2 separate regions of the Homo sapiens genome follow, and region 1 is linked to region 2. The links are chromatin loops, found by intact Hi-C in ENCODE. Cell type or tissue: heart right ventricle. All regions are shown on one strand. Links, peaks and the distances in the headings refer to the core of each region. The heading gives the core; the rest is flanking DNA.

Region 1 (16,653 bases), core at 4,997-12,996, 300 kb after region 2:
GAGTACCTTTGCATAGCAAAGAAGCCTTGTGAACAAAGAAAGCAGATCACTAGCCTAGGACATAAGTCAGCTGGAATGAGAAAGGTTTCAATCCAATAAGCATATGCCATTGGCCCTCTGTATCTGTGGGTTCCACATTCGTGGATTCAGCCTACCATGAATCAAAAATATTTGAAAAAATAAAGGATGGTTGTGTCTGTACAAACTTTTTTCCTTGACATTATTTCCTAAACAATGCAATATAATAACTATTTACATAGAATTTACATTGTCTTAAGTAATGTAAGTAAACTAGTGACTATTTAAAGTATATAGGAGAATGCATAGGTTATGTGCAAATACGATGGCATTTTGTATAAGGAACTTCAGCATCTGTGAATTTTGGTATCCACTGGGGATCCTGGAACCAGTTCCCCACAGATACTGAGGGGTGACTCTATAGAGTATACTGGCTCTAGGGTAGGAGGCAGGATATCATGATGGACAAGTCATAGACCCCTCTTGGTGCTGCTCCTTTGCAGCCTATCAGGTAGACCAGAGAGCTGCATTATCAGGACTGTAATATAATTTGTGATACATTGAGGTAGAGGGAAGCACTCAGGGGAGGGGAACTTAGCCTGGATTGAGAGAGGAAGAGAGGGCTTCCTGGAGTAGATGGCACTTGAATTAATCTTTGAAGGTTAATATAAACTAAGTTTATGATAAAAAATAGTAAGGGTGTTTCAAACACCAGGAAGTTAGTCAGGGATAGATAGAAAGGTATATGAGCTATCCTGGGGAATGGGGGAACTGACGTGTAGTTGGATGTTACTGGAAAGTGAAATGTGTGACTTTAATGGTGAGATAAATGATTAGAGAGTTTGATAGGGCCGGAGCCAGATAACTCTGGACCTGATCTCAAAGATGATAGGCAGAGATTAGAAGGTTTTAAGCAGGTCAAATTTCTGCTTTAGAAAGATATATTAATTAAGGCAAGGGTAGGTGTTCCAACAGAGAAATTCTGAAACCTCAGTGATTAAATGCTGTGCAAGATTATTTTTCAGTGACATGTATTTCAATTGGTAAGAGCAAGGGGTCTGTTCAAGGAATGTATTCAGAGTCGCAGGTGGACATAGGCTCTGCCATTTTCTAGTCATGACTTCCAAACTCTGGCCATTGACATCAAGCCAGCAGATGAGGCAAGGAAACTGAGAAGGCTTGTGCAGAAAGTGTTTAAGGATTAGATCAGGGAATGAGTACATCACTTCCATCTACATTCCACTGTCCAGAGCTGAGTCAACACAGTCACACTGCCAATGCTAACAGCAAGGGAGCCTGGGAAATGGAGCTGTACAGGAAGAAACATCTACCCTTGATAGTTCTTAGTTGGGACAGACCTCTGTAACAAAAAAATAGATTAACAAGAGAAAGGGGCTCAGGAGTTTATTAACATGTATATTTCAAGTATACATCAGATATATGCAAGGATAAGTGAATAAATCTCACAGAAGTGGCTTTGAATTCAGGTTTAAATACCATGTCTGTTGAAATGGAAAAAAGGTGTGGGGAAGGCTGGTTATGGAGAAATACCCAGGAAAAGCTCAGTAAACAGGGTAAGGTTTGTTATGCAGATTAAGTCAGTGCCTTCTCCATTGATAAGAGTCTTTAGAGATGTAGTCATCCTTTTCTTCCTGGTACAAAGAAGGAGACACTCTTCTATGATTAGAATGTATCTCCCAAAGCATATGGGTTGAAAACTTAATTCCCAATGCAACACTGTTGAGAGGTAGGACCTTTAAGATGTTTTTAGACCATGCGAATGAGTTTAGCCCCCTCTCTTGTTCCCTTGCTATGTACTGATGATGCCCTCTGCCATGCAATGATGCAACAAGAAGACTTCCTAGACTTCAGAACCATAAGCCAAATACATTTCTGTCCATTATAAATTACCTAATCTGTGGTATGCTGTTACAGCAGCATAAAACCAACTAAGATTCTTGCATATGGAGATTTTTTTATAGATGCAAATTTTCCCTGCAAAAGGGTAACGTCTACTCTCTTTTCAGAGATTCTCTTGTGTCTGCAGGGTTCCCAAATAATTGGCTCAAGATAATACTATATCAAAGAGGCATATTTTGAGGTGGCATATTTTGGTCTCCTGCCTAGCCAAGATGTTGCTTTGGAGGAAAGAAAAACCAGTTTGGTGAATGGCTAGTTCATCTCTGCTCAAAAATGGTACTTTGCCTCAATAAAAATTAGATTGAAAAGACACAAGATAAAAGGACTGTAGCAGTAGTCCATGCTAGAGGTGATGGTAGCCTAAAAGTGGTGGAAAGAGAGATTAGAGAAATAATATAAGAATGATTACAGAGACAGAATTGGCAGACTTGACGTATGGATGGGTGAGGAAGTATGATGGGAAGGAGAGAGATGACCCTGAGGTTTCTGGCTTGGTGGATGATGCATCCAAGAGAGATCAGAAATTACAAGAGTAGGAACAAATTTGGGAGGAGTAGAAATTGGCGGAGATGATAAACGTGGTTTGGGGCATGTTGAGTTTATACTGTTCATGGGACAAGTGACCATGTGAGTGACAGGCTGGGTTCGGAGATATGACCAGATTAGGGAGAGGGCTGAGTAAGGAAGATTAACATTTAAAAAGCCAAATAAATATTCCTTCTTTCATTAAGGAGGAAAAGGGAAAAAAAGAGATCTCAAAAAGGGAGAAGAAAAGGTAACTCTCCATAGGATATAAGCCATAGACATATTCTGGAGAATTTTTGATGTTTTTCTCCTGTAGAGTATCTTGGCTGTACAGTGCATGTATTAGACTTACCAAATGCCAGGAACCATGCTGGGTGCTGGGAGAGCACCTCTCTACTCTGAAGGAACTTGAAGTTTAGTGGGGAAAATGCTTGGGTATATCATGAATGGAGCTCATGGCCAGCAAGATTTCCTGTTCAAGATGGATTGTGGGTCACCAGGAGGGACATTTCCTTCTACGTGCCTGGAATTCCACCATTGCAAGTTCACTATTTTTGGCTACACTCTTTACCTTTTATTTTGGGAAGTAACATACTGTAAGAGAAAGAAGACAGTCCTTAGGGATAAGCAGTGGAAGATGACATCTAGCAGTTGATGGACCTTGAGCTGATAACTTAAATTCCTTGAGCTTCATTTCATCATTCATTATATGGGAAGAACCAACTCTGCACAACTCAGCACAACCAACCCTGATTGTGCTGAGGGTTATTGGCAACCATGAATGAGAAATTCTTGATATTAAATATACAATGCTCCATAACAAGAATATTATAAAGATGATGATGATAGCAGCTAACAAATAGTATCTTCCTATGTGCCAGGATTACTCTAAATGCTTTACTAATATTATCTCCATTAATCCTTATAACAACCCTACAAGATAGAATTATTATTACCTATTCCCTTTTAACCAGTAAGAACACTGAGGCACAAGAGGCCTCAGGTTTGAAGAGTAATGAATTCTGGCCGGGCACAGTGGCATGCCTGTAGTCCCAGCTCTTTGGGAGGCCGAGGCAGGTTGAGGTCAGGAGTTCGAGACCAGCCTGGCCAACATGGTGAAACCCTGACTCCACTAAAAATACAAAAATTAGCCGGGTGTGGTGGTGCGTGCCTGTAGTCCCAGCTACTTGGGAGACTGAGACACAAGAATCGCTTGAACCCGGGTGGTGGAAGTTACAGTAAGCCAAGATTGTGCCACTGCACTCCAGCCTGGGGTAACACAGTGAGACTCTGTCTCAATTAAAAAAATAAAAAAGAAGAAGATATAATGAATTCTGGATGGGCCACACTAGAACCAGTTCTGAACACATCCCTGAGAAGGAACAACTCTAGGACATGGAGGACTGGGTGGGTAGGCACTTAACGCCTGTTGAAAAGAAACTTGGAAATGGCCCAGGGTGTTGAAGTGTGTGCAAACCCATGGGAGAAAAATGGGAGACAAATGCTATTATCAGTATTTCATTCAGGACTGCACAGATGCCAAGTGGTTCATGCATTCATTCAGTTATTCAGTGTTCTTTTATTGAACTAACTCTGTGCCAGACCATGGGCTAGGCTCAAAAACACTGCTCCCTTCCTTCCTGGTTCCTAGAAACTCCTGGTTCATTCTGAAAAGGGCTGAGTAATAAGTGATAGATAGGCAAAAATCAAAAAGAACTTCCTGTTACATTTCATTCATTCTAAAATATGCATAGTTTTGTGTCTACCTGACATTGACTTTCTTTCTCCTGGGGAGTTACTCCTCAACTGTAGTGTACAGCACTCATAGAATTGGCCTGTGACTCAACTCTGGTGCTCAGGCATTCTCTCTTTACAATTTGTTTTGAATGGAGTAACAAATGGCTGAAACAGCTTCATCCAGACACCAGCACCCTGAAGAGACTTGATTGCTAGAACCTAGAGCCCTCGAGTTGCCCAACTTCCTTCTTTCATAGCCATGTGCCTTCCTTTGTCCTTTATATACACACACACATTTATTTTTATTTTTAATTTTGTCATTGTTTAATAATATAAGATACAATACTATATATTATATATAATTATATCTTATATAAATATAATATTTGTATAATATAAATTATTATTCCCTGATTGGCTAGTTTTTTATGTTATTTGCAACCAAATAAATTTAACTAGCATGTGGCATTTTCTGGTACCTTTCTACCTTGGGTTTTCCACCTGCAAAATGGGGATAGTAAAACTTGTTACTTACCCTCAGGCGGCTGTGCAGATTAAAGGTGTATGTCAGTAAAATGTTTTCAGATGCTTGCATGAAAGTTGTTGGAGAACTACAAAGTCTCTTCAATTTTAGCAGTACTTTCAAAGGACTTTCTTTATATACCATAAAGCAGCTTTTATCTTGGGAGGGTGTGCTCCTCACATTACCTTCTCTGTAAACAGTTCAATGGTTGCTCTGTGCATGATCCTTTTTCCAAAGCTGCCATTCAAGATGAAAGCTCAGCTCTATTTAGCCTGAGAAGTTTCTGTGTGACACACAGAGGGCTTGTGTTTATTATTGCCATATATATTACTTAATGGTAAGGAAGTTTGTTCAAATCCTTGGATTGTCAATTTGTTAGCGTTTTAGGGTTAATACATTCTTAACTCAAAAATAAAATGTAAAAACTCTACCAATTTTGGAGCAGAAAGTGTGGCATCTTATTAGAGTGCTCAACAATTATGAAAGTAGGTGCCACAGTAAAAACTATAACACCTTACAGATTATAAGGCGTTTTATGATTTTTAAAACACATACTTTGGACTAGTCTAGATACTAGAGTATGTGGCAGATACCAACTATCCCTAAGACTCCTGAGTTATTATTGCTAAATAAACCATTTGTGTAATATACAAACATGATGACAGTAATGCATGCTCATCAAAGAAAATTTGGAAATGCAGAAATGTAGAGAGATAAAATATATCAATATTTTAATAAGCTTGCTGTTGTAAAACAGCCATTCATCATATTTTCATTCATATCATTTTTCTTTTGGTCATAATTATAACAATTTCACATTAGTTGACATATTTTACGCTTTTTTTTCTTTTTATATTACATCATAACTCTATCAACTATCTATTGCCACCTATTAAAACAATGACCATTTATGATTGCAAATGAGTTCAGGGGTTAGCTGGAAGGTTCCATAGTCACTCTAGTTTCAGCGGGGCTTGCTAATGGGTCTGCAACCTTGGCTGGGTTCTCTCACTTGCTGGTGGGTTCACAGCACTCCTATCCTTGGTCTCTCATTCCCTAAGAGGACAGCCTGGGGGTGTGTACATAGCAGTGGCAAGATTCTGGGAGAGAAGACAGAACCAGAAGATGCTGAGGTCCAGAGCTGGCACACTGTCACTGCCACACTTTGCCAATGCAAGTGACAAGGCCAGCCTGGATTCCAGTGTGGGGAAGTAGACACCACCTCTGGATGGGATGGGACTCCCCAGTCATTTGCAAAGGTCACAGATAGAAGGAGGAGTGAAGAATGGCAGCTACTTTTTGCAATTGATATAGCAAAATAACATAAGCACACTTCTATATGATTTCATGGACATTTGTGATGATTTTATATGACAAATGAGTGTATTAAACTGAGTGACACCCTCGTAGATAATTTTAAACATTTCCAAAGCTTTGTTGGAAAAATTTTATATTTGGGGTAATTAAAAAATCTAAATCTAGAATCACGTAAGTTAATATATTGTCTTAAAGTTTATAAATATTTTTGTTGTTTTTCCTTCATACTTCCAAAGAACTTTTCAAAAAGCTGATACCAATTTAAATTCATATTGGAAGTATATGAGTGTTTATATCACTACCCGGCTATGAATACTGAATACTTAAAAAGATAAATCTCTGTTGAAACAAATAAGGAACCTTCCCACCTTCAGCATTTTGTTGATGTAATTGGCACTTATTTAATTGCTAGTAAAGGAAGAAAGGAAGGGAGCTAGAGAGAAACAGAAACAGAGTTCTGCAATCAAACAAGGTTAGGAAATACTGTGGCAGTTTGGTTCCTATATTAGCTATTCACAATGTATGTTAGCACTGGACACGCTCTGAAGAGTCTGTGGTAAAGAATCATATCCCACTTTATTTGCATCAATGTTGCCCTAATTAATATCGTCACAGAACTCTTATTTTTTCTATCAATTAATACCTTAGAACAACTCTTCTGAGTGGAACATTCTTGAGGAAATGGTGCCCTAGTAAAATACAGTCATTTTTCCTGATGGTGGGAATTTCAGACACCCTGGTAAGGTGGGAGGGATACGAGACACAGCTGGGGCTTTTGATCATTCCTAAGATCATACTGACCTTCACAAAAAGGAAATGTAACCTGTCAATGAAAATATTCAACTTCTCTTTCCTCCTAGCCATTCTCTTTGTAGTGATAACCCCAAGAGCTTTTAGTCTTTGAAGGGATGTGTTCTTCCCTGAAAATAGCCTGTTGGCATTTTTACTCCTGTTCGAATCTCTGCTGTAAAACCGATCTGAATGGTGGCCCCCATTGTCTAAGGGGCTGGCCCTTTCCTAGGGCTCTGCAGCTCCAAGTGCAATCTGTGGACCAGCAGTGTCAGCCTCATCTGGGAGCTTGTTAGAGGGCAGAGTCTCAGGCCTCACTCAGACCTATTGAATCAGGGTCTGCCTTTTGACAGGGAAATGTCCTGGTGATTACCATGCACATTAAAAAGCACCACCACTCCACGGGCCATCGAAGCCATCTAAACGACTTACCTCTCTTCCTCTTGACCATTGCTTTCTTCTTGTCCTCCCTCAATTCATTTCAGCTGCCACCACCACATACTGCAAAAAGTTACCTGGGCATATGCTCCTCTCCCTCCTTTCAGAGTCTGGCCCAAGCAAGGTTATAGGCCCATTCTCCTGGTTCCTTTAGGCATACACTTACTGTATAAAATAACAACCATCAACACCAAATACAGAGGCAAAACACAGGGGAAAAATAAAAGGAAGGATGAAATAAAGTCTAGGAGGCATAGATTCTTGCTCCTGCCACAACCCTTGTCCCTGTCTTGGGTCCAGATTCACAAGCCAAGTCTTGATCTATTTCTAACTCTGTCTTAGGAGACTTGCCCTCTACCCCCAGATGCGTGGTGCACTGGCCCAGGGCCCTTTTATAGCCACTTCTCTTGCCTTGGCTTTCTAGCCCTGCTGCTTCCTGGAGGGGGTTTCTCACAATTCATACACCACACCTCCAACTTTCTGCTCACTCCTAACCCCTGCAAATAGGCCTGAGATCATCCTGATTATTCTGTAGTCAAGAAACAGAGAGGCTGGGCATGGTGGCTCATACCCGTAATCCCAGTACTTTGGGAGGCTGAGGCAGGAGGATCTCTTGAGACAAGGAGTTTGAGACCAGCTTGGGCAACAAGACCCCCTCTCTGTAAAAAGTGAAAAACAATTAGCCAGGCATGGTGGCAAATGCCTGTAGTCCCAGCTACTTGGGAAGCTAAGGCAGGAGGATTGCTTCAGCCTAGGAGTTAGAGGCTACAGTGAGCCATGATGGTACCACCGCACTCCAGCTTGGGCGGCAGAGCAAGACCGTGTCTCAAAAAAAAAATTAATTGCTTAAAATAATTAAAAAAATAAAAATAAAAACAAACAGAGAGATGAGTCTCTTCCAGGATGGGAGACTGTCCTAGAAACTGGAGGCTCCATCTACTTTCTGATGTCTTGTTACTTTCCCTGATGACTGATAGCAGGCATTGATACTCCATCTCTGCTCCCTTGAAAGAGATCCTGCCTCAACCTAACTGACCGGGCAGTGACTTAACTGTGGCAGGCCTCCCAGGCACTATATTCAAGAATCATATGCATCTGCAACATGGGGATCATTTCTTAAAAGCTGCGGGGCTAAGAGTCATCAGCATGAGGATAAAGACTACTTGGGCGATGGGAAGTGAGAATGGCAGAGGATGGAAGCCACTTGGAGTTATAAAGCACAGAGTAATGGCTTTTAATTAAATTCTCTCACCAGGAAGGCACTATCCAGGAGGATTTAAAAGCATGAATCAGAAAGAAATTTCCTTCTTGTTCTACTTACTAGCTGTGTGACCTTGGACAAGTTGCTGAACCTTTTTGCCTCACAATTTTTTCATCTGTGAAAGGAGCATAAGGTTAATTCCTTTCTCTTAGAGCCATGGCTAACTGCAAAATTTGCAGGGCCTAGTGCTCGGTGAAACTGTGGAGCCCTTCCTTCAAAAGTTATTAAGAATTTCAGGACGGCCTTTCTGAGCCCAGGGCCCCATGCAACCCCAGAGATTGTATGCCTGTGAAGCTGTTAAGATCATTCCTGTGTCTAGGACAAGGTAGGAAGTCAATAAATTCCACTTAAGAATGAAGCCTTGAGAGGTATATATTAATAGTGCTGTATAAATGAACTGAAGATCGAGAAAGTAAAGCAACTTACCCAACAAGGTCAGATGGCTAAGTGACTGAGCCAGGCCTCTGCCTGGTTCTGTGTGGAAAACCCATAAGCAGAAATTTCTATAATAAGTAGCACAAGTGAGAGCAAATGATCTTCATTTCTACCCCAATGCAGGTGGAGGAAGGGGCCCTGGGATACATCCGCTCTCCTCTGTGTCAAGGAGACAAGAAAGAGGGAATTGCATATCTTATTCTGGGGACATTTGACAAAATCAAAAGCAGGGCTGAGGAGCTTCGACTCAGGGCTGGCCTATTGTGAGATTCTAGCAAAGTATTCAGCTTATTTTGATCAGAACCTTAAAACTGAGCCTCAGGCCTGTAGTTTTCTCAATCCTTGAATGACTCCATCCTAAGTGGAGTACCCAGGTTTCTTGCCCCACCCCAAGCATCTGGCAAGAATCCTTCCTTTTTTTGGGCTGCAGTGTTTCTGGGCCTCCAAAGAGTGAAAAGCAATCTGAAAAACCGCATGAAGCTCAGGGTCTCAGAAATCTGGCTAATTAGCCTTGTTGAGAATAAAAGCATTTCCAAAGAGAAACCCTAAAGAAGCCATGTGCAATGAGACAGCATCTGGGGAAGTGTCTAGCACAGTTCCCTTCCACGTGGGGAGGGTGCACTCAGCACTCATACTGTTGGCTCTGGTCTAGATACTGTGTTAGCCACCTTACATATTAGCTTTTATAATTCTCCCAGCATCCCTTGGAGGCAGGCATGACTATTCCCACCTTACAGATGAGGAAACCATAGGTCAGAGAGTATAATCATTTGTCTTCAATCACGCAAGCTAGAAAAAGGTGGAGTCAAGTTTTGAATCCAGCTTTCTCTGGTGATGCCATGCCATGCCATCCCATCCCCATCCCCATCCCCATCCCCATCCCCATCCCCATCCCCATCCCCATCCCTATCCCCACTCCCATCCCCATCCCCATCCCCACTCCCATCCCCATCCCCATCCCCACTCCCATCCCCATCCCCACCCTATGCTATCCCTATCCCTATCCCCTCCCATCCTAGCTTTTAACTACTTGCTATGGTCTGAATATATTCATGTGTTGGAAACCTAACTCTGATTGACACAATGCTGGGAGGTGGTGCCTAATAAGAGGTGATTAGGTCATGAGGGCTCTGCTGCATAAATGGATTAATGTTATAACGGGAGTGGGTTAGTTATCTTGCGAGTGGGTTTGTTATAAAAGCAAGTTTGCTCTTGCACATGCACTCTTGCTCTTCTGCCTTCTGCCATAGGGTGAAGCAGCAAGAAGGCCCTTGCTAGATGAGGCTCCTCAACTGTAGACTCCCCAGCCTCCAGAACTGTGAGAAATAATTTTATTTTTGTTATAAACTACCCAGTCTGTAGTATTCTGCTATGGCAACGTAAAACAGACTAAGGCACCACTGTACAGTGAGATTTTACAACTGTGATGGTTAATTTTATGTATCAACTTGATTGGGCCATGGGATGCCCAGATATTTGGTGAACAATTATTCTGGGTGTTTCTTTCCTGATAATTTTGGATGAGATTAACATTTGAGTCAGTTGACTGAGTAAAGCAGATTGTCTTCCCAGTGTGGGTAGGCCTCATCCAGTTAGTTGAACACCTGAAAGGAACAAAAAGACTGACCTTTCCTCCAAGTAAATGACAAATTTTTCTGTCTTTAAATTTAAACTGAAACATTGACTCTTCCTGAATTTTGAGCCGGCTGGCCTTTGAACTAGAACTCCCCTTCGGCTCTCCTGAGTCTCTAGCTTTCTGACTCACCCGACTCAACCTGGAGATCTTGGGACTTTCCAGCCTCCACAATCATGTGAGCCAATTCTTCATAAATCTTTTTTTATCTAACTATAAATGTAGATATGTATATGCATATATAGAAATGGGGAAAATCATAATATTTAGTCGTCCAGTGGATTAAATGAGATAGTGGTTATAAGGTAAATATCCTTAGCTTCACTATCAAATGTTGCTCAAATGTCAGCTTCTCAGGGAAGACTTCCCTGGTCTCTATTTCAAATTGCACCCCTGTAACTAGCATGTAATATTCCTATTCAATGACTTACTCTTCTGTAACCTTTATTATTCTATAACTTATAATTTACTTATTATTTGTTTTGTTTATTGTTTGTCTCCCTGACCAGTATGCAAGTACCATGAATGCAGAGCATTTGGTTTGTCTTGTTGTTTAGCACATAACTGGTATTCGATAAATATTTATTCCATAAATGAAAGACCCTGTCTGGCAAATAGTATGCAGTGATGAAATATTAGCTATCACAAACAAGATGAAAATTATTTTACTAGTGTTTTGGCCTCCCATAAACACTTTCATGACATACCCAAACTCTACTCCTTAAAATGAGATGCTAACCTACTCTGAAAATCATTTGAGAGGACTAACCAAGCTAGAGTTCCTGGCCCTCAATAATAGCTAGACAATTTTAGGATTTTTGACATGTATCAGACATCCCTCAAAACTAGTCAATGGATTTACCCTTTAGATGTGACTAAGGTAGAACATCTTTCTTGGCCTACCTTCTTTCATTTGTGAGATAAAAGACTGAGAAATAGAGCTATGAAAGCAAGAAGCCTGGAGCGAGTCACACAGACACTAGTAACATACTGGAAATCCTACAGCTACCTCTTCATTTGCTCTTTTACAACTACCAAGTGACAGATTAAACTCTGAGCATACAAGAGAGAAATGACAGTGTAGCTTATTATATGGCCCAGATAAGTTTTTTAAAAATGCCAGTAACTGGCATTGCTTTGAGGACTCACTTTAATAAAATAAAACTGGTGTTTTATTAAGCTTACAGGAAGCCAAGTACTTCCCTACATTGTACCAAGTCTTCTCTCACTGTGGCCAGTAAGAAGACCTCTTGATATGTGTGGATGCTGTGATTTGAACATGATGGAAACTTAGTTGCTACTGTAATAGTAGTAAGAGGTGTGGTCTTTAAGAAGTGATTAGGCCATGATGCCGGGGCCATGCTTTTGGGCTTCTCAGCCTCCAGAACTATAACCAAATAAACTTCTGTTCTTTATAAATTACCCAGTCTGTGGTATCGTGTTATAACAACAGAAAACAGACTAAGACAAAATTGGTACCAGGAGTGGGTTGTTGCTATAACAAAAATCTAAAACTGGATAATGGGCAGAGGCTAGAAAAAGCCTGTATTGCCATGAATGGAAAATTAAGGGTGATTCTGTTGAGGGTTCTGAAGAAGAGAAGAGCTTTAGGGAAAGTTTGAGTCTTCTTAGAGATTACTTAAGTGGTCATGACCAGAATGTTGGTAGAAATAGGGGCAGTAAAGGCCATTTTGTTGAGGTCTCATATGGGAAATGAGGTATTGGAAACTGGGATAAAAGCCATCCTTTTTACAAAGTAGGAAAGACCTTGGCAGAACTGTGTCTGTGACCTAGGACTTTATAGAATGTGGAACTTAAGAGTGATCAACTAGGATATCTGGTGGAAGAAATATCTAAGCAGCAAAGCATTCAGGCTGCTGCATGGCTATTTTTAACCACACAGTGAGATATGATAGTAAGTAAATTACTTAAAGGCAAAATTTATATTTAAAAGAGAAACATAATGGAAAGATTTGGAAAATTTGTAACCTGGCCATGTAAAGAGTGAAAAAAAATGTTCAGGAGAGAATACTAAGGATGTGGCCAAGTGAACATTTGCTAAAGAGATTTCTGTCGTTGGAAGAAAGCCAGGTGCTACTCATCAAGACAATGGGAGGAGGACCCAGAATTCATTACAAAAATTTTTGAGGCTGCCTTCTTATCACAGTCCTAGAGCTCTAGGAGGGTAGAATGGTTTCAGGGGATGAGTTTGGGATGCCCTCCACAGATTCATTCCTAGGACTGCCTCAGAACTCTGCACTCTGCATTTCGGCACAGCGCTTCTCAGCTGCCCAAGCCAGGGCTCAAGTGGCCCCTGGTGTGACTCAGGCTGCCACTCCCAGGGGAGTAGCATTCACACTCCCTCTTATATCATGTGGTATTTACTTGTCAGAGGGGTGGAGGCACTGCAGAGAGCCACTACTAGGGCATTGCCAGGGGAAACGTGGGTTTGGAGCGGCTGCAGATAGTCTCTAGTAGGGAAACATGTAGTGGAGTGGTGGAATTGGGGTCATTCCTGAGACCGCAGATCTGTAGAGCTACCAATGTGAAGTGCTAGTCTGGGAGAGCTTCAGGCATGAGACTCCAACCAGTAAGAGCAGCATAGGCAAACTGCGTAGGTCCCAACCCATGCTCAGGTGTGTTCAGGATTCAGGAGTCAAAGGAGATTATTCTTCAAATTTAAGACTTAATTTTGTTTTCCCTGTTGGGTTTTGGAGTTACTTGGAATGACCTACCCTTCTTTTCTTGCCAGTTTCTCCCTTTTGAAATGGGAATGTCTATCCTATCCCTATTCTACCATTATATTTTGGAGGTAGATATCTTGCTTCATTTCACAGGCTCACAGCTGGAGGGAATTTGTGTCACAATGAATTATGCCTTGAGCTTCACCCGTATTTAATTTAGATGAGACTCTGAGCTTTGAACTTTTGAGTTGGTGCTTGACTGAGTTTAGACTTTGGGGGCTATTGGAATGAAATGAATATATTTTGCATGTGAGAGGAAGGGCGTGAATTTTAGGGAACAAGGGCAGAATGCTGTAATTTGAAAGCGTCCACAAATGTTCATGTCTTGGAAACTTAGTTGTCATTGTAACAGTACTAAGAGGTAGGGTCTTTGAAAGGTGATTAGGCCATTAGGGCTCTGAAGAGATGATTGTCATTATCGTGGGGGTGGTTAGTTATTGGGGGAGTAAGTTCCTGATAAAAAGAGTGAGTCTGGTCCATCTCGCCTTCTCTGTCCCACTTCCCTTACACTTTGGGATGACTCTCAGCAGATGCCAGTGCCATGCTCTTGGACTTCCCAGCATCCAGAATTGCGAACCAAATAAACTTTCATCCTTCATTAATTATTCAGTCTTTTTTTTTTATTATTATTATACTTTAAGTTTTAGAGTACATGTGCACAATATGCAGGTTAGTTAAATATGTATACATGTGCCATGCTGGTGGGCTGCACCCATTAACTCGTCATTTAGCATTAGGTATATCTCCTAATGCTATCCCTCCCCTCTCCCCCGACCCCACAACAGTCCCCAGAATGTGATGTTCCCCTTCCTGTGTCCGTGTGTTCTCATTGTTCAATTCCCACCTATGAGTGAGAACATGTGGTGTTTGGTTTTTTCGTCCTTGTGATAGTTTACTGAGAATGATGATTTCCAATTTCATCCATGTCCCTACAAAGGACATGAACTCATCATTTTTTATGGCTGCATAGTATTCCATGGTGTATATGTGCCACATTTTCTTAATCCAGTCTATCATTGTTGGACATTTGGGTTGGTTCCAAGTCTTTGCTATTGTGAATAGTGCCGCAATAAACATACTTGTGCATGTGTCTTTATAGCAGCATGATTTATAGTCCTTTGGGTATATACCCAGTAATGGGATGGCTGGGTCAAATGGTATTTCTAGTTCTAGATCCCTGAGGAATTGCCACCCTGACTTCCACAAAGGTTGAACTAGTTTACAGTCCCACCAACAGTGTAAAAGTGTTCCTATTTCTCCACATCCTCTCCAGCACCTGTTGTTTCCTGACTTTTTAATGATTGCCATTCTAACTGGTGTGAGATGGTATCTCATAGTGGTTTTGATTTGCATTTCTCTGATGGCCAGTGATGATGAGCATTTTTTCATGTGTCTTTTGGCTGCATAAATGTCTTCTTTTGAGAAGTGTCTGCTCATATCCTTTGCCCACTTTTTGATGGGGTTGTTTGTTTTTTCCTTGTAAATTTGTTTGAGTTCATTGTGGATTCTGGATATTAGCCCTTTGTCAGATGAGTAGGTTGCGAAAGTTTTCTCCCATTTCATAGGTTGCCCATTCACTCTGATGGTAGTTTCTTTTGCTGTGCAGAAGCTCTTTAGTTTAATTAGATCCCATTTGTCAATTTTGTCTTTTGTTGCCATTGCTTTTGGTGTTTTAGACATGAAGTCCTTGCCCATGCCTGTGTGCCTGTGTCCTGAATGGTACTGTCTAGGTTTTCGTCTAGGGTTTTTATGGTTTTAGGTCTAACGTTTAAGTCTTTAATCCATGTTGAATTAATTTTTGTATAAGGTGTAAGGAAGGGATCCAGTTTCAGCTTTCTACATGTGGCTAGCCAGTTTTCCCAGCACCATTTATTAAATAGGGAATCCTTTCCCCGTTGCTTGTTTTTCTCAGGTTTGTCAAAGATCAGATAGTTGTAGATATGCGGCGTTATTTCTGAGGGCTCTGTTCTGCTCCATTGATCTATATGTCTGTTTTGGTACCAGTACCATGCTGTTTTGGTTACTGTAGCCTTGTAGTATAGTTTGAAGTCAGGTAGCGTGATGCCTCCAGCTTTAAAAAAAAAAATTATTCAGTCTTTAATATTCTGTTATAGCAGCAGAAAATGACTAAGACAATGGGCTACAAGATCAAGGTTAAACATACCCCGATGGTGGCAGGAAACATTTTTATGTTTCCAGTGTCAACCATCTGGGCTGGCAGATCCTTGGTCAGGAACCACAGAAGGGGTGGGTGGCTTACATGGACAATAAGTTTACTTTTGTATTCCCTTCTTGACCTGCACTTGAAGCACCTAGGTACCTATGAGGTCACTCTCAAGCAGTGGGAGATAGAGACAGACTCTGTCACTTGGGAGTAAATGCCAGTGGTAATGGTAGCTCACACTAGTTGAGCACTCTACCACTATATACCGAGCACTCTACCACTATATACCAAGCACTCTGATCAGTGATCTGAAGTGGTCTCATCAACTTCACAGCAAATGTAAAAGATCACTGGATGCTATTGTTATTCCAGTTTTGCAGACAAAAAGATTGAGGCTCAGAAGAATCAAATGACTTTTCTCAGGTCACATATGCAATAAGTGAAGGTACTGGGATTTGAATTTGATGATTCTGACTCTATTAGTTTGCTAGAGATGCCATAACAAAATAGCACAGACTGGGTGGTTTAAGCACCAGAAATATGTTTTCTCACAGTTCAGGAAGCTGGAAGTCCAAGATCAATGTGCCGGCAGGGCTGTTTTCCTCTGAGGCCTCTTGCAGATGGCAGCCCTCTTGCTGCCTTCACATAGCAGTCCCTCTGTCCTGCTCACCCTTGGTATTTGTATGTGTGTCCTAATCTCCTCCTCTTATAAAGACACCAGTCAGATTGGATTAGGGTCTACCCTAACAGCTTCATTTTAATTAAATTACTCCTTTAAAAGCTCCATCACCAAACACAGTCACATTCTGAGGTACTGGGGGTTAGGACTTTCTCATGGTTATCTCAGGATACCATAGCAAAATACATAAACCCAGTGGCTTAAGCAACAGAAATACATTTTCTCAGTTTTGGAGGCTGGGGGAAGTTGAAGATCAAGATTCCAACAGACTCAGGTTTAGTGAAGGCTCTTTTCCTGACTTGTAGACAGCTGACTTTTTACTGTGTCCTCACATGGCAGAGGAAGAAATGAAGAAAGATAGAAAGAGAAAAGATGAGGAGAGGTAAATTAGGGCCTCACCCTTAAGTCCTCAATTAACCTTAATTATCTCCTAAGGATGCTATCTCCAACTACAGTTATATCTGGGGTTA
Region 2 (16,653 bases), core at 5,424-13,423:
AAAGATAAAGACATTGAAGTCATTTCAGAGGTGATAATTGAAGATGTTAGTTATTTTTGAAAAGTAAATAGAGTGATCATGAGGATGACAGATCTCTAAATTGCAACCAGCTGTTTACTGTTGCCATTGGTCACACAGGGAAGTTGACAGAGACAATGCTCTGGACCAGTCTACATGGTTTATTACTGAGGCACTTGGGTTACAAATTTCAATGGGGAATCCCGGCACACAAGAACTGGGGAGTCTGGTCCATCCTACCTCAGGTGCAAGGTGAGGTCAGCAGTTACATCAATCCTCTTTTGTTGAGCTCATTCTCTGATCCTGAGCCTCTCTTTGAGGTCTTATCATTAAAATAGTAATAAAAGTCAAGGTAGAACAAACTCAATAGGAGAACTGGCCACAAGCACCCAACCCTACAATGAAAGCCAATGCCCATTTTATTACAACTGCATTTTGGAATTAGAGAGAGAAAGGAAAGGAGAGGAAAGGGAGTGGGAGGGACAAACAGAGAGAGAGAGAAAAGGAGTGAAGGGAGAATGGTGTCATTTTATTAAGTCAAGACTCTAAAACAAAAGTTTTGTTTTACAAGAACTCTCCTGTACCCCATTGCCATTGCCAAATGATGTCCTGGGTGTGAGCAATTCAGAAGCACCATCCTGGCAGGGTGACTTGGTGATGGTGGAAGAAGTCAGCTTCTCCTAGTAGATCACGTCACCAATAGAATTCAGAGGAGAGGAAGCCTGCAGTCTGAAGATATTGAGGAGCAAGTCTAATGTACAACAGAATCATAGGGACAATAGGAGAAAGTGGAGACACCTGGCAAGCTCAGCGAGGAGAAGGTGAAAGAGGACTACAGAACACCCTGAAGCCAAAGGGAAAACAGGAACAAAAAAAATTTGCTGAAGAAGGACCATCGTTCCAAAGTGTCCCCTCATCTCTGACTCTTACATGAATTGGGCCTCATTTAAGATCAAAGATACCTTTCTAAAGTCCTTTGGGCCCCAGATGGTGCTCTTAGGACCACCACCTTGAATCTATATGCAGTTGACCTCAAAAAACATCTGATTATTTGGGCATGAGTGATGTACACCAAGGTGGCTGGAGAACAGACTGGAATTCCCAAACATTTTCTCAAGTTACCACCAACTGCCCTCTGGTTCAGGCTCCAACAGGGCCACTGATCATCTATCACCACAACCAAATGGCAGTTATTAATTTCGTGATACCATTTCTATAGTATCTGAATATTTATTTGCTATAAAAATGACAAGAATTATGATAAAAAGAACAGTAAAATATGACTCTTACCATTTATGAATGCTTTAGAATCAAAAGACTAAGTCCTTTATAAATGATTCAGCATTTGATTTTTTTTCCTTAGATTGGCTCAAATTTTACTTTACAGGTCATAAAATTTTAAAGCCCTGTGCATTTGGAGGTCTGGTTCAGGATGAAGACTCTTAGGCTTGGAGTCAGAAAACCCAGCTCTGATCCAACTTTTCTTGCTGTGTGACCTTGGGCAGGTAACATCTTCTCTGAGACACAGTTTTCTCCAAATGGAGTGGACAATGTATGCCCTGAGTCTTGTTCAGGCTTGTGGTGAGGAGCAAAAGGATAAAAGGGCTGAGCGTGCTTGGTAGATGAATGTACTGATTGGAAACACAAAGAACATCCGTGACCATTTATTTATTTCTAAATCACTCATTAATCTTTGCTAGTTCTTGTTGTGTTTACTATTATGAATGAATGTTAGGTGTTGCATCCCACCTTCTATTTGAAAGACCATTCTTGGCAAATGTTCAAAACAACATTTATGAGTTAATAACAGATTCGAGTTATTCCCTTCAGGATTAGATAAGTTATGCTAAAAAATAAATTCAGGGGCTTCAAAACAACAAAGGTTTACCTCCTGGTCACATTATATATTCATTGCAAAGTTTCCTTCTTGCAATCACTTGGGGCCTCAGGTTGATGGAGCAGCCACCATCTCCCATGTTGGGTCACCATAAGGGAGGAAATGCTGCTCTGGGCATCTCACCCCTGTAATTGAATGCTCAACTGAAGTGACATCACTCACTTCCGCTCACATCTTATTGGCCAGAGCTGACCACATGGCCCTCTCCCAACCTCACAGAACAAGGGAGGGCCATTCTACTGTGGGCCTGGAAGGCAGAGAACTAGAAGTTTTTAGAGAGCAGCATTTTCAATAACCACATGCACCCTCCATGGATTTGCAGTGGTAGAGCATGTTGACTGGTAGTACTGATGGAGACCACCTTTATTTGCATTATGTAACAGACTTTTATGGAGCACATCCTAGATGTCAGGGATGATGCCCAGCATGGGAGATGCAAAGTCATAGATAAGTTCTCGGTCCTAAAATGCCACACAAGAAATATGCACTGGATGTTCTGTGAGCTTCAACCAGCCACTTCATCCAGCCTGAGGAAAGGGAAATAGATTCCTGGAGGTGGTGAGTCCTACAGGAGCAGTCGAGCATGCAGAGGCTGGAAAAGAAAGGTGTTCTGGGCAATCAGGACAGCATGAGCCAGCCAAGGCATGGGTGATGCCAGCTCTGCATGTGTAGGGCCCTCCAAGCAGTATTTGCTGCTGGAGCATCAAATGGGAGATGAGATGGTCAAGAAGAGTGAACCTGGGTGGAAGGAGAACTGGTTAGAAGGTAGTGATGGCATCCAGGGAAGAGAGGGTGAGTCCTGTAATTGGGCAGTGAAGGGGATGGAGGAAGGGAGCCAGGCTCCAGAAACCATGAAATGCTGCCTTCGGCTCTGAGCTCCCGAGAAGCAGCAGAGCAGAGGGAGGGAATAACATGCAGCCAGAAGGACAGACCTGGATGCTGTGTGCACCTGCTTGGAAGCCACAACTCTTTGGTGTAAGCCCTGCTTCCCCACTTCATGGCTGTGTTACCCTGGACAAGTTATTTGCCTTCTCTGTGCTTTAGTGTCCCCATCTCAAAAGTAGGGATAATAATAGAAAACGCATAAGTCTGAGGTTATGTATATTAATACGTACAGAGGACAGGGACTGTGGTATCTGGCTGGGCTAAAGAAGTGTGGACTATCTTTTGTAGCCTCTGCAGGGGTTCCTGCCTCTCCCAGCCAGGCCAAGCCTGCTCTGCCAGCTGAAATGTCAACATGGGCGGTTCCTGTCTGAAGTCCCCACAGACAAAGGATGCTTTGCACCCAGGGGACCTGAGCAGTGTCCTTTTCTGTTTGTCTCACAGAGGCCTTCCTTTTCTGGCCGCAGCTGACCCGAGGGTGGGCGGACCCCGCAGCAGGCTCTTTTCTGCTGAGTCATCCTGCCTGGCCTGCCTGGCTGGAGTGACATAGCAGGAGGAGCTGGCTCCCCTGCAGGCTGAATCTGTCCTGGGGGTGGGGTGGGGAGGGTGGTAACATTTTATTTAGGGGGATCAAAAAGCCTCCAGATGAAACAATGGTGGTTTTTTTTTAATGGGTATGGTGGGCTGTTTGCCAAAGCTTGGCCTGCCAAATAGTGCTGGTAAAGGAGGGACTGTTGTCACTGGGTTTTTGGCCATGAATTTGCATCCTAGCAGGAGGCAGGAGGCAGCAGCCTAGGAAGGCCTGGTCTTATTTTTATCGTGTAAGAATGAGGTACCCTTTGGTAGAGTTTGTGAGAATCTGTTTCACTTCCAGAGCTACGCATGCTGAGTAATAATGATTGCTGACTTTTTTGAGCACTTGGTGTATGACAGCCTCTCTACCAAGCTTTCAAAGCATTCTTTCATTCAGTCCTTACCAGCTTGTGAACTAGGTTCTCTTCTTATTTCTGTTTAACCCACGAGGGAACTGACTTTCAGAGCGGTTAAGTCAGTTGTGTGAGGTCACGCAGCAGAAGGTGGCAGAGCAGGCAGTCTGATGCGGGGGCACAATCTCTCGATGGGTACACCTTGCAGAGGGCTGTAGGAGTTACTGGGGGCGTGTGCAGCAGGGAGTCTCACACGCAGTGGGTGTACAAGAAATAGCCTCCATCCCTTTTATCACTATTATTTATTCCTTCTAAACAAACAAACAGCAACCATTCAACATGGCGATGTGATTTTGAAGGGATGATTTTGGTCCTGCTTGAGGACATGTCTTGTGTCTTGACTCCACATCACTAGGACATGGGCAGTCTGCACACAGAGACCTCAGGAATGTGACACCCCGGCCCCCTACTTCTATTGCTTTCAGACTGTCTTGGGTTGACCTTCTTTAGTAGCAGGATGACCTTCACTCTCCATATCTTTATTTCATGGTTCAGGACTCAAATGTGTAGGTTGTAGAAATTTTACAAATTCCAGACAGGCTTACCACATTTAAAATACCACTGACAAGTGTGTAATGCCTACCTTTTTAACTCCATGTAGGTCAGCTACATAGTACTCTCAGGGAGTAAGAACTTTCCTAAAGCAACTCGGAACTGGGCCATTTTGCTTACTTGCTGGCGGCCTGATAATACCAGGGCTTCTCGGTGTTGCTAAGAGTTTCCAAGGAGAGAGATTTGCTTCTCTCCCATTTTCCCCTTCCAGGGCACCAGAATGAGCTCGCTGCTGGAGCCTAGGGCACGTTCTTCACTTGGTCACCATCAAAATAAAATTACCAAGCACGCAGGTACTGACGAAGCCTGTCACTACACAAAATTAATCATTTTAAAAAGTAAATGACCCAGTTTCCTGTGGTGTGTGTTTTTGGGGCCCAGGGAGTGCCCTTCCCCCCTCAAGTGAATTGGAGATGCCTCAGATGATGTCAGCTCACTCTGCAAGCGACAGAGAGATGGGTTGGCAAGATCTGCAGCATGAGCCTGGGATCCGGCTGCCATTTGGGCTGCTGTCGGCATCACTGTGGAGACCATTAATCTTCAACTTACGACGACTGAGCCTTCTCGGGGCATTGAGTTTTCTTGTTCTGTTTTGTTCAGCGTGGCATTCAAGATTCCTTCACAGAAATCTGTGTCGGGGCAGGAAAATGCTATGTGAATTATGTCCTTGTGAAGTCACCATCTGGCCAATATTCATCTTGCTTAGTGAAATATCAAGGACATCCTTCGGCACAGATGCTGCGGGGCAAGAACATAGCACACAAGTGACTGCAGTCATAAACCAACACGCAATCAAGTGTAATTAATGCACCTGGTGCCCACTTCAGAGTTCCAGTCCCACAGTCGCACACTGGTTGGCTTTTCCTTTTTCATATGTGGCTTTTTGTTGTTGTCAGGTTTTTTTTTTTTTCTTCCCTTTTGGGGTGGGGATAGATGTTTGCAGTTTGAATCGGCCCTGGGATCTTCAGCAGTAAATAAGTCACCATCATGGAGCTGGTGAAAATGGGAGTGTTTGTGTGCATTCAAGAAGCTGCATCACATGCAAACCGTACAATACTGAGCAGCATTCTGTGCCTTGAAAAGGCCATTGTCCCGTGCGTCTGGAATCCGTTCTCCTGTTGACACTCACTGGCTTTTGAAGGCCAGGTCCAGATACTGGCCTCCAAGTGCTTTTGTGCCAGATGGAAGAAGGGAAGGGATCCAAAACTTGGAAAAATAAAAGATAAAAACACAAAACAGTCCCCCATGACTTCTCTATCAGCAGGATTTCATAGCCTCCTTCCCCCTTTTCCACACTGGTCTTGACCTGGTGGTGTTTTAAAGTGGTGATGGGAGAGGAAGAGCAGCATTTTGCCTCACTGGAACTGAAATTCTGGAAGCTGTGAATCCTTTCTTTGGATGGAGACCTGGGGGTTAACTAGTGGGGCAAAGGTGGGGAGCAGAAGTTGCAGAAGAGAAACAGTGATATGAGGGCTCCTTATAACCCAAGAGCCATGTAAGTAAGGCATGGGGATATGGGAGGCAGGGGGGCCTTTACCTGGGGTTCAGGGACACATAAGGAAAGTGACCTGGGCTCACTTGCAGTGTTTCTGCTGTGCACAGAGGAGAGGAGGGATGCTCCTACAGTGACCTTGCTGTGGGCAGTGCAGCCTGGGTGCATATGGCGGCTGCGAGCTCATCCTCCTGTGTCACTTCTACACGGAAATAGCAAAATTGCCGTTAGCAATTAAAGGTTTCAAAGGCCCCTGAGTGTCATTAGGGGCTTGTCAATGGCTTTCTCTGAGCTGCAGGATGAATGGCTCCCAATTGTCTCCTATCAAATTAAAGCTCCTTATCATAGGCTGTAGCATCCTCTGCTAATTGGTGCCTGCTTCCCTAATTCATCTTTCATTCTGAAGCACCTTGTCCCATCATCTGAGAGCCATCTTCCAAGTCTTCTAATTGCCAGCTCTCTTCAAATCAATTCCATTCAACAGATGTGCACTGGATTTCAACTCAGAGCCAGGCCCTGATAGAAGGGGAGGCAGTTAGGTATATGAATCGGAGGGCATAGGCATTATACTATAGAAAGCCTTTTGTAGTGTCTGAAAGAGGAGGCAATAATTTGAGTCTTGGTCCAAACTTAGGAGCTGAATAATCTTGCTTAAACTCTCCAAGCCTCTGTTCAGGAAGCTTGGGGGTAAATGGGGATAATAATGCAGAGTTGCTGTAAGAATTGAATGAGATTTTATCTATCTATTTATATTTGGCATACATATTTCACAAATGTATATTTCAGATATATACCAATACTGTATATATGAAGCCCCAAAGAACCCATCATTATTTTTACTGGAATGCAGATACGGTCATGAGGGAGGAGTAGTCATCTCTGCCTACAAAGGTCTGCAAAGGTTTTGTGGAGGAGAAGAGACTTGCGGCAAGCTTTTCTTTTTCCTGTAGACATAAGCAGAAAGGGCAGTTCAAGCGCAGGTAACAACACAGGAAATCAGGGAGACAGGAAACAGCCAGGGATGTTTCAGAAAGGGCAAGTACACCGAGAGCCCTGGTTTCCACGGGGGCAGGGAGGGGTGCCAATGGTGCAAGATGGTCTGTATGCTGGAATTCCATTTTTTCTTTCATCAATTTAGGAAAACCCTACTCATGTCTTAAAATCAAAGGTTTCCTCTTATAAAAAGCCTCTCTGAATCAACATATGCCCAGCTAATCAACCCATACCTGTTACTGTCTACTATAATTGTGAGTTGTAGTAGGAGAAAGTTGATCTGATGAATGATGATACCAGGATGTCCCTGACATAACATGGGACAAAGGGAGGAGCATTTAACTCTCTGTCGCTGGTAACAGTCTTTAGGAACACGTCACAGATTGGCAGTATCTGAGCTGGATTTCGAAGGAAAAATTGGATGCATTAGGCCATTGTGACTTGGATTCCCAGCCATCACCAGGGAGAATGTCAATATTGAAGCCTGTTGAGTATGAAGAAGATAAAGTCTCCCAAATAAACCAGGATCGCCGTGTCTTTTGTTCCTCTAGGTTGGGCTGCCGGCCGCTGGTTAGGGCAATGAGCCAGGTGTCCCTTGGCACGTTGACATTTTAAGAGCTCTGGCACCAGTGGCAAGTGTGGGTTAATTTGATATTTACTAAGATTCACTTGCTTCACAAACATCGAGCTCCAGCCATTGGTGAGGGGACTATGCACTGTTGACAGCTGTCATCATTTTACTGACTCAGACACCTTTTGTTGCTGTCAGAAAACAAACACCAACCTTCTGACTGCCTTTAGGAGCCTGGGACTCTCATAAAACAGCACTATCTGGGATGTTTTTCTCTGGGAAACCAGAAGCAGGTTCCTTGAGTCCAGACCACACCAGCAAAGAGAACAAAAAAGCAATCACTGTCATTATCACCATCATTGTTGTGATCATCATCAATAACATCATCATCATCACGGCACTCTCTGTCTTCTAAGAGCCTCTATAAGATGGCTAAGAACCATCTTCCATTTGGTCCTATCTAACTTTAAACGTGCCAAGTAAGGACATCCTCCTTCTCAAGAAGACAGTTTTCTGCTCCTGCAATTTATATTTTAATCTTATTACAACCTATCTTTTTGTTTTTCATTGTTTTCACTTTTTACGTTTCCACCACATAGGCCTATTTAAACCCCTAAATCTTAATCTGAATGAACCCTTACTTTGTTGGGATTTATGTGTTTTGAATATGTGTAGTCTATAATTATGCCTTCTTCCCCCGAACACATTTTTAGGTCTTACTTTTCTTTGTTAAAGTCAACCCCTCTATTCTTTCATTTTATTTCCAGTGTTTCTGCTCCTTTTAGAACGTGAATTTTGTTAGAAGGGTTATTGCTTCCCTGCCGCTAAGGGTGGATTAGGCCATCTGTCATGACGATCCTTACCTGACGAAGAGAATGTTAACAACTACTACTTAGGATGGGCTTGGTACTAGCCTGGCACTGGGTACGATTTCGGACTCAAATTTATTGTTTCACTGATTATTACAATGGCCCTGAAGGTTTCGGGTTATTATTGTTCCCAACCTACAGGTATGGGGATTAGGCTCGGGGTGGTGGGGGGTGTTGAATAACATGTTGAAGGTCAGAGAGTTGGTGAATGACAGAATCTGCCTGCCTCTGATCCAAAGTCCAACGTCCCACACAATCTTTCACTTTGAGCTTCCATTGACGTTAGTTTTTATATCTCCTTCTTTAAAAATTACATTAAATATAGAAAATAAGATCTGGGAGTCAGAAAATACTGGACACCCTACAATTTTCCTCACCCTTTCTTTAGGGCTCCCAGCAGGGGTGAAATTCCATGTCCTTGGTTAAATCTGTTTGAATTCATTTTTAGGAGTTATAATTTGACAAGAAGCTCTAACAACACACTCCACTGGCAGTCAGGACTGCAGCAGCCTTGCCTGTCTGCTACGATCTTACTTTGTTCCTCTCCGTTTTCCTAGCATGGTTTGTCCTTTATAAACCAGCCTCATCTGGGAATAGTGTGCCTTTGTTAATTACCTTTGCAGAGCCAGCAGATGGTGCAGAAAGCACTGCATTGTCGGAGGACCTAAGCCAAAAAAGAGAAGAGGGAGAGAGGGTGGCATCTGTTTATTTGTTTAATTTCTTCAAGAGGAAATGGTGGGTATAAAAATAAAACTAGTCATCACTAAGCATCTCGAAGTGAGGAACACTTCTACCGTCATATAACAATGGTTTAAAAGAAAATTCTATTTCAGGCCCCAAAGCTTTGGACATTTGAAGAAGTATTTGAAACCTGGAACTGGCCATGCCGGCTCAGTGAGGGTCCACTGGCCAATCCTGAACATTGGCCAAGTTTACCTGTCAGATGCTGTGCCCCAGACCTAGGCGTGGAAAACCAGCCAGCAAAGCAGGTTCCCCGTAGAAGCCCCCACCATCACCTTCTTTCCCATTTAACCAAAGACCAGGTTAGCTTCTAATTAACAGGGTTTAATAGCCTCTCTTTCTACAGTTTTGGTGGTAGGTGTCCCGTGTGTAATCTATACCACTGTCCTTGGAATCAGAGCATATTCCAGATGAAAGGGCCCTTAAAACCATTGCAGTCAAACCCCCTCATTTCAGAGAGTGGGACATCGGTACCCAGAGCAGAGAAAGGCTTTACTCAAGTCACCAAGCCTATTAGTGGCAGAGCCAGAATTAGAAGTGAAGTTCCCCTATCTCTCAGCTTGCCACCTCTCCCCTACTCTGCCAGGTAAACAGAAGAGGGAGAGGCAGGGGGAGTTTGGGGAGATTCCAGATGGCTCCATGAGCAAAGTCTTAGAAAAACTACCTGCTGCAGAAAGGAACTAAATGATCAAACCACAGAGGTAGCAGGCACACGACTTGAGAAATAAGAAATAGTCCAGAGTAACTAGAATACTGGGTGTCAGAGACAGTGCAAGAAACGTTGTGGGGACTTGATTGTGAAGGGCCTTGTCATCAAGAAAATGCAGCACCAAAGATGTAAGTAGGAAACAATTATGTCTGGGCCTGTGCCCAAGATGGTGGTGATGTGAGGATGGGTTGATGAGGGAGATTAGGAGGGGGAGGTCACCCAGGAGTTAGATGAGAAGTGTCCAAGTCAATCTGGTGGTGGTGGAAATAGAGAGGTTTCATTTCCCTTCACTCCACAGGAATGTCTCTGTTCAAGGTCACTAATGACCTTGACCTTGCCAGATCCAATGGCCGCTTCTCTGACCTCACATTTCTTGATATAATCAACCACTATCTTCTCCAGATACTTCATAAGGCAGGCGGGGGTCGAGGTGGGGGTAGAGAGTTATGCTTAAAAATAAGAAATGGAAATCTCCTTGGAGGAAGGAAGACAACATCCTTCAGGATCCAGCCCCTCCCTAGCAAGGAGCTCCCACTGGGTCAAACTACATAGGGAGCAGCCCCAATCCAGGACAAGTAGGGCAAAAGAGAAGTCCTATATTTGGGTTCAAACACTGAATTGAAAATATAGCACTTAGAACATATGTGACCTGTTCTAGCTACAGGCATGCTTTTCATCATCAATAGGTAAAAGTCAAAATACCTTAGCAAGCAGATAAACCTCTATGACTTCTTTCTACTTTCCATTCTTAACTCCATCGTTATCTTTCTTCTGAATAAACTGAGTTTGCAACAAACCAATGATTTAGAAAGCTAACAAAATGTTATACAATCTCACAGAAGTTTAAGTTCCAGATCAAGGGAAGTGATAGGCCTGCATTCTTCTGCATTGATTTGATCATATCTGGAGTTCATTCTCTGCCCAGTTCTGGCCTTACATTTGCAAAGAGACAATTACAAGATGGAGAAATAACCCAGCATGGGAAGCGCATCAACAAATCTAAATGTGTGCCTGTGAGGCCTAGATACATTTTGCTCAGTGAAATCTTTATGCACCCTCAATAACTGTTTTCCAGTGTTTGAAGGACTATATGTTGACAATAAAGCAGGTTGATTTTAGAAGAAAAACTTCTAGTCAATAGGTAAATCATCCATGAAGTTGAATTTAGCTTCATGTAAATACTAATCTTCAAAGGGATTGACTGCTGAGAGGGACAGCTGCTTTCTGTACCTGGGAGTGTCCATGCATATGCCTCATGGCCACTTGCAGAGAAAAGAGAGCTGTGGGTCCTGTTAATGGAAGAGTCTAAATTATTTAAAATGTAGCCTTCTCTTAGTGACCATCAACAGATCCCAGAATTTCTTTTTTCTTTTTTTTTTTTTTTTTGAGACGGAGTCCTGCATGTTTCCCAGGCTGGAGTGCAGTGGTGTGATCTTGGCTCACTACAAGCTCCGCCTCCCGGGTTCACGCCATTCTCCTGCCTCAGCCTCCCGAGTAGCTGGGACTACAGGTGCCCGCCGCCACGCCCAGCTAATTTTTCGTATTTTTAGTAGACACAGTGTTTCACTGTGTCAGCCAGGATGGTCTCGATCTCCTGACCTCGTGATCTGCCTGCCTCGGCCTCCCAAAGAGCTGGGATTACAGGTTTGAGCCACCGGCCCCACAGGTCCCAGAATTTCTTAGAGATGTCCAGTAGGCTGAAAAGAACTGGGGTTGTCAGGAGTCGGGAAATGAGAGAGAGAACAGTAAGAGGAATATGAGTTTAACATGAGATAGAACTCTAGAATCTGTTAAAGTGGTTCCCCAGAACTTCAGTTTCCTCTTTCTTGCCCAATGATACACTCTTCCCACCCTTTATTTTCCGCACTTTCAAAATACTTCTTCAAGAAAGGATAATGTTAATTCATGCTAACACGTAAATGGCTTCTTAGAATCCACAATCTTCTCTTCCCAGAGTCATTTTGCCTACTTCTAAGGGATAAAATCTAAAGCTAATAAATAGACTGTATTAGGCAGTTGTATGGAGAAATGAAGAAATTCGCAGTTAGGATTTGGGTTACAGCTGCCAAGTATTGATTGCAAGTAACAGAAATTACTTCCAACTAACTTGAACACAAAATGAATCTGTTTGAAGAACACAGGTAACATGGTTTGGATCTTTGTCTCCTCAAAATCTCCTGTTGACGTGTTCCCCGTGTTGGAGGTGAGGTTTGGTGGGAGGAGACTGTACCCTGGGAACGAATCCCTCATGAATGGTTTAGCGCCATCCCCTTGGTGATAAGTGAGTACTCGCTCAGTTAGTTCTGGTTGTTTAAAACAGTCTTGGACCTCGCTCTTATCTCTCTTTTACTCCTGCTCTCACCATGTGACATGCCCACTGCGCCTTCAACTTCCACCATGATGGTAAGCTCCCTGAGCAGATGCCAGCACCGTGCATCTTGTAAAGCCTGCAGAACCAAGAGCCAAATAAACCTCTGTTCTTTATAAATTACGCAGCCTCAGATGTTTCTTTATAGCAATGCAAAAATGGCCAAACACAACAGGGGAATCCCACAGAAGTAAGGAATCAACAACTAAGATTCAGGAAAGACATGAGCCGTGTGGCTCTGGGGGCCTTGGCAGTAAGGATAGGTGAATCTTCTCTCCTGCAACTGCGACCACAGTACACAGCTCTACCGTCCATTTTGGCCACATCTGTGTGCCTCAATATTCAAATTCCCAAGAGACAAAAATGGCCAATCTTGGGTCATGTGATCCCTTAGAAGCTAGGAGAGAAGGATCTGTTGCCAGATGCAGACAGACAATCAGATATAGGAAAAGGCATAAATGCAGGACTGAGGACATCTGAGTAGCCTGAAATCACATCGCATAAATAGTCTTGAGTGACCTCACATCACCACCATGCTCACAGACACCTGGGTGGCTCCCAGTTGCTAACAGGTGAAGTCCAAGTTCTATAGCAAGGTATCTGCAGTCTATGTGCCCTTGCCCTGGACCACTTTGCTGATCTGGTGACTGCAGTGTGTCCCTCTGAGTGACACTCCAGCTGCTGTGGACCTGTCAGTGACCGTAGTGCTCTTGTTCTCTGTAGTATCATTCCCAACCTTGCTGATTTCCTGTTCACCCTCACAGACAATAGGGCCAAGGTAACTGGCCTCATCCACAAAGCCTCTGTCCTATCTCTAGTATTTTTACTGACTTCAATTTTTTTTGAGGTTTATAGTTTTATTGAGCTTGTTTCCTGTAAGCACGTCAAATCTTTGGTGGAATGAGGCAGGATATAAACAAGTCCCACTTTTTAGAGATGGGGCAGAAGTTACAGTGGATTTGAAGAACCGCGTTTCCTTTCTCTTCTCTCCATTTCCAGGTAGCCTTGCAATGCCTTGCACATAAGAGGTACACGGTGCGTATCTATTTGATAACCTACTGAGGATTGCAGACTTTTAGTCCACACAACCAGCAACCAAAGCCAGATCCAGCTTGTGAAGCCAGAGGCTTGTATAGCTTGGGAGGTTCTCTGGGATAAAAAGTACTAAGATATTGCACTTTTGCAATTTCTGCAAAAACAGATGACATGAGGAATATCTTTTAAGGGGACCATGCAAGAGAGTAGCCTGAGGCAGATGTTTCTTACCTTCAGCAAAAATCCTCTTCTGCACATGACCAGCTAGGCCTCCAGGTCAGTGGTATTCATATCATTTCACAGAAGAGAAATAGATGAAGAGAAGATTTAACCTTCACCTAGTCCTTACCATGTGCCATTTAATCCACACAACACTGTGAAGGAGGATGTATTAGTTCCTCATAGCTGCCATAACAAGTGATCACAGACATGCTGGCTTAAAGCTACAGAAATGTATTCTCTCACAATTCTGGAGATCAGGAATTCAAAATCAAGGTGTTGATGGGGACATTCGCCCTATGGGAGGCTCTAGGGAGAATCTGTTTACCCTCAGTCTCCTTTACTCATTTACTTGACTTGCCAGAACTGTCAAAGTAATGAAGTTTAGATCCTCTGCATAAACAGATGGTGGCAGAACTGAATTAAAGGTCTTGTACAACTTCAAGACCCCATCTAGGAAGTCTTTCTTGAAAGATTTACTTAGAAGTCTTACTTCTTGGAAGTCTCTCCAAGGCTCATGCCATTGTCTTCCTCTTCTGCACTTTTGTATCCCTTTATTATCCATGCCAGTATCTTTGACCTTGACCTTAAGCTATTTGTAATACTGATTATATTCTCATCATAAAGAACTAATGGCTTCTGGCTTTAGTGTTTACATTTTTCACTGTGGGTCAGGTTTCTGTAAACTGTGCTGGAGCTACAATGGCCTTCTTTTGGTGCCACACACACCAAATGAGCACCCACCTCAGGCCTTGCTGCTGGCTTCTCCTGGGGTTTTGGTGGCCTTTTCTTATGTCTTGTGCCTCCTCTTTCTTGCCATTTAGAATCTCAGTTTAAATTCTATATTCTTATGTGATTTGTTTAAGCCAACTTAAAAGAGATACTGTTGAGGAAAAAGGGAAAATTTGACTATAGTTTTGGTATTGAAAAGTATTAAAGACTACGTATTCGTTTTTAGAAAGCCAACTTTACTGTAGACGTGCCCTTTCACCTAATGGTGCTATGATTTGGGGTTAGATATGTAACTTCTGTGAGCCTCAGTTTACTCCACTATAAAATGAGAAAAACTGACAGGGTGGCATGCAATTTAACTGAGAAAATCATATAGAGTACTTAGCACAGTGACAAACACATAGTAAGTGATTAGAAACTCCATTTTTTAATGTATTATTATGTTTTCCCTGTTCTACCTTATTTTATAGTGGCAAGAAATGTCCTCTTATCACTTTATTCTGCTTTTAAAATAATTCCTGCAAGACTTTAGAAAGACTATGAAAAAATTCACATAACCAATAGACAACTTCAGATTTACATGTTTATCACCATGTGCCACTTTGTGCCAATTCACATGTGGAATCTTGTGGTAAGTCTAATTTACCACAGATATTTTAACTAACCATTATACTCTACCTGCTCCCTAAAGGAACATAAAGCACACATTTACAATATTGCAGAAGTTGTTTCCTGCTCAGGTTACCAGAACATACAGATATCATTCCATGTTTATAGAGCACTTCAGGGTTTTCAAACTATGGCTTTTATTTGCTCACCACACATTCCTGGGAGTTAAGATGTGTAGCATCATTCTACTGAGGATGAGAGAGATTCACAGTGATGAAGTGAGACCACCAAGTTAATGTCATAGACTGTGCGGAAGCAATGTAAGTGATGTGGCCACAGGGTAGATACTCAATAAGAACTGATGAAGTAATGGAATGGATGAAAGAAGTGAGCTGCTGTATTAGTCTGTTCTCGCATTGCTATAAAGCACTACCTGAGACTGGGTAATTTATAAAGAAAAGAGGTTTAGTTGGTTTATGGTTCCACAGGCTGTACAGGAAGCATGGCTGGGAGGCCTCAGGAAACTTATAATCATGGCAGAAGGTGAACACATCCTACATGGCTGGAGCAGGAGGAAGAGAGCAAAGGTGGAGGTGGTACACTCTTTTAAACAACCAGATCTCATGGGAACACATTCACTATCATGAGAACAGCAAGGGGGAATTCTGCCCCCATGATCTAATCACCCCATATCAGTCCCCTCTCCAACATGGGGGATTACAACTGGACATGTGATTTGGGTGGGGACACAAATCCAAACCATATCAGGGAGGCATCAGGGCTCAGAGAGAGGATACATCAAAAGTTAGAAGAGAGTAAGATTTATCTACAATGTCCTTCACAAAGTTGAAGGGCTGTATTTGCCAGGCTATTTCAGTTTTGACAGAATTACCACCTGGATTTGATTAAAGCAAAGTAAAATCTACTGACTCCTACAAATGGGAAGCCAGGGGACCAAGTTGCCTTTTGTCTAAGAGTTGATTCAGGGCTCAAGTGAGGCTGTTGGTTTTCTTTCTCTGGCTTGCTCTCTCTCTCTCTCTCTCTCTCTCTCTCTCTCACACACACACACACACACACACACACACACACACACATTCCCTACTTTGCCAGCCAAACTTTCCATGCTTAAAGGAGAAGACAGCACCAGTGCCCTGAGCTTCACATCCTTCCTGTTCTAAGGTCAAGATGATAAAAGGGGTGGGGAGGAAATGTACTGGGCTTCCAAGTCCAACAACTAAAACGAGGTCCTGGTAACTCCATATGAAAGAGATTTTAGTCATTTATGGAGTATCCAAGTGACCGTCTGTATTCTATCATGATATGGACTTCTGTTCTCCTAGTCTGGCCCTGAAACACCAGGAAATGAAAATAGTTCATTCCCATTGGGTACTTACCAAATGTCAGCCTCTGTTCTTTTATTTATGTATTATCTCACTAAGTTCTTTAAGTAACTACTTACTGTAGTTCTGATGTGGTTTGGCTGTGTCCCCACCCAAGTCTCATCTTGAATTGTAACTCCACAATTCCCATGTGTCATGGGAGGATCCTGATGGTAGGTAATTGAATCATCAGGGTAGGTCTTTCTCATGCTGTTCTTGTGATAGTGAATAAGTCTCACGAGATCTGATTGTTTTAAAAACAAGAGTTTCCCTGCACAAGTTCTCTCTTTGCCTGCCGCCATCCATGTAAGATGAGACTTGCTCCTCCTTGCCTTCCACCGTGATTGTGAGGCCTCCCCATCCATGTGGAACTGTAAGTCCATTAATATCTCTTTTTCTTCCCAGTGTCAGATATGTCTTTATCAGCAGCATGAAAACAGACTAATACAGTAAATTGGTACTGAGAGTGGGGTGCTGCTGAAAAGTTACCTGAAAATGTGGAAGCAACTTTAGAACTGTGTAACAGGCAGAGGTTGGAACAGTTTGGAGGGCTCAGAAGAAGCCAGGAAAATGTGGGAAAGTTGGGAACTTCCTAGAGAGT

What was found. A loop is a pair of places that touch in the nucleus more often than their neighbours do. Peaks named below come from ENCODE experiments on the same cell type or tissue, not always from the same donor. Only the 100,000 strongest peaks of a DNase experiment are listed, where the experiment ranks them.
Region 1: a loop joins it to region 2, with 2.3 times the contacts of the local background. A loop is called at or near these places in 1 of 110 quality-filtered maps.

Annotation. Positions count from the first base shown.
Region 1 is chr4:14,838,333-14,854,985 of GRCh38, reverse strand. All of the region lies in intron 2 of LINC00504 (long intergenic non-protein coding RNA 504), which reads left to right. Among named protein-coding and RNA genes, the nearest start is that of LINC00504, 42 kb to the left of the region's middle. In heart right ventricle, for the core only: no CTCF peak of the experiment used is centred there; no DNase peak of the experiment used is centred there; H3K4me3 peaks cover 464 bases; H3K27ac peaks cover 1,632 bases.
Region 2 is chr4:15,136,675-15,153,327 of GRCh38, reverse strand. The region is part of intron 2 of C1QTNF7-AS1 (C1QTNF7 antisense RNA 1); the gene reads left to right. Among named protein-coding and RNA genes, the nearest start is that of CPEB2, 140 kb to the right of the region's middle. RefSeq lists enhancers at 3,120-3,259, 2,395-3,351, 2,317-3,516, 3,352-4,308. In heart right ventricle, for the core only: a CTCF peak has its summit at 8,895 (motif pointing right); a DNase peak (open chromatin) is centred at 7,407; H3K27ac peaks cover 482 bases.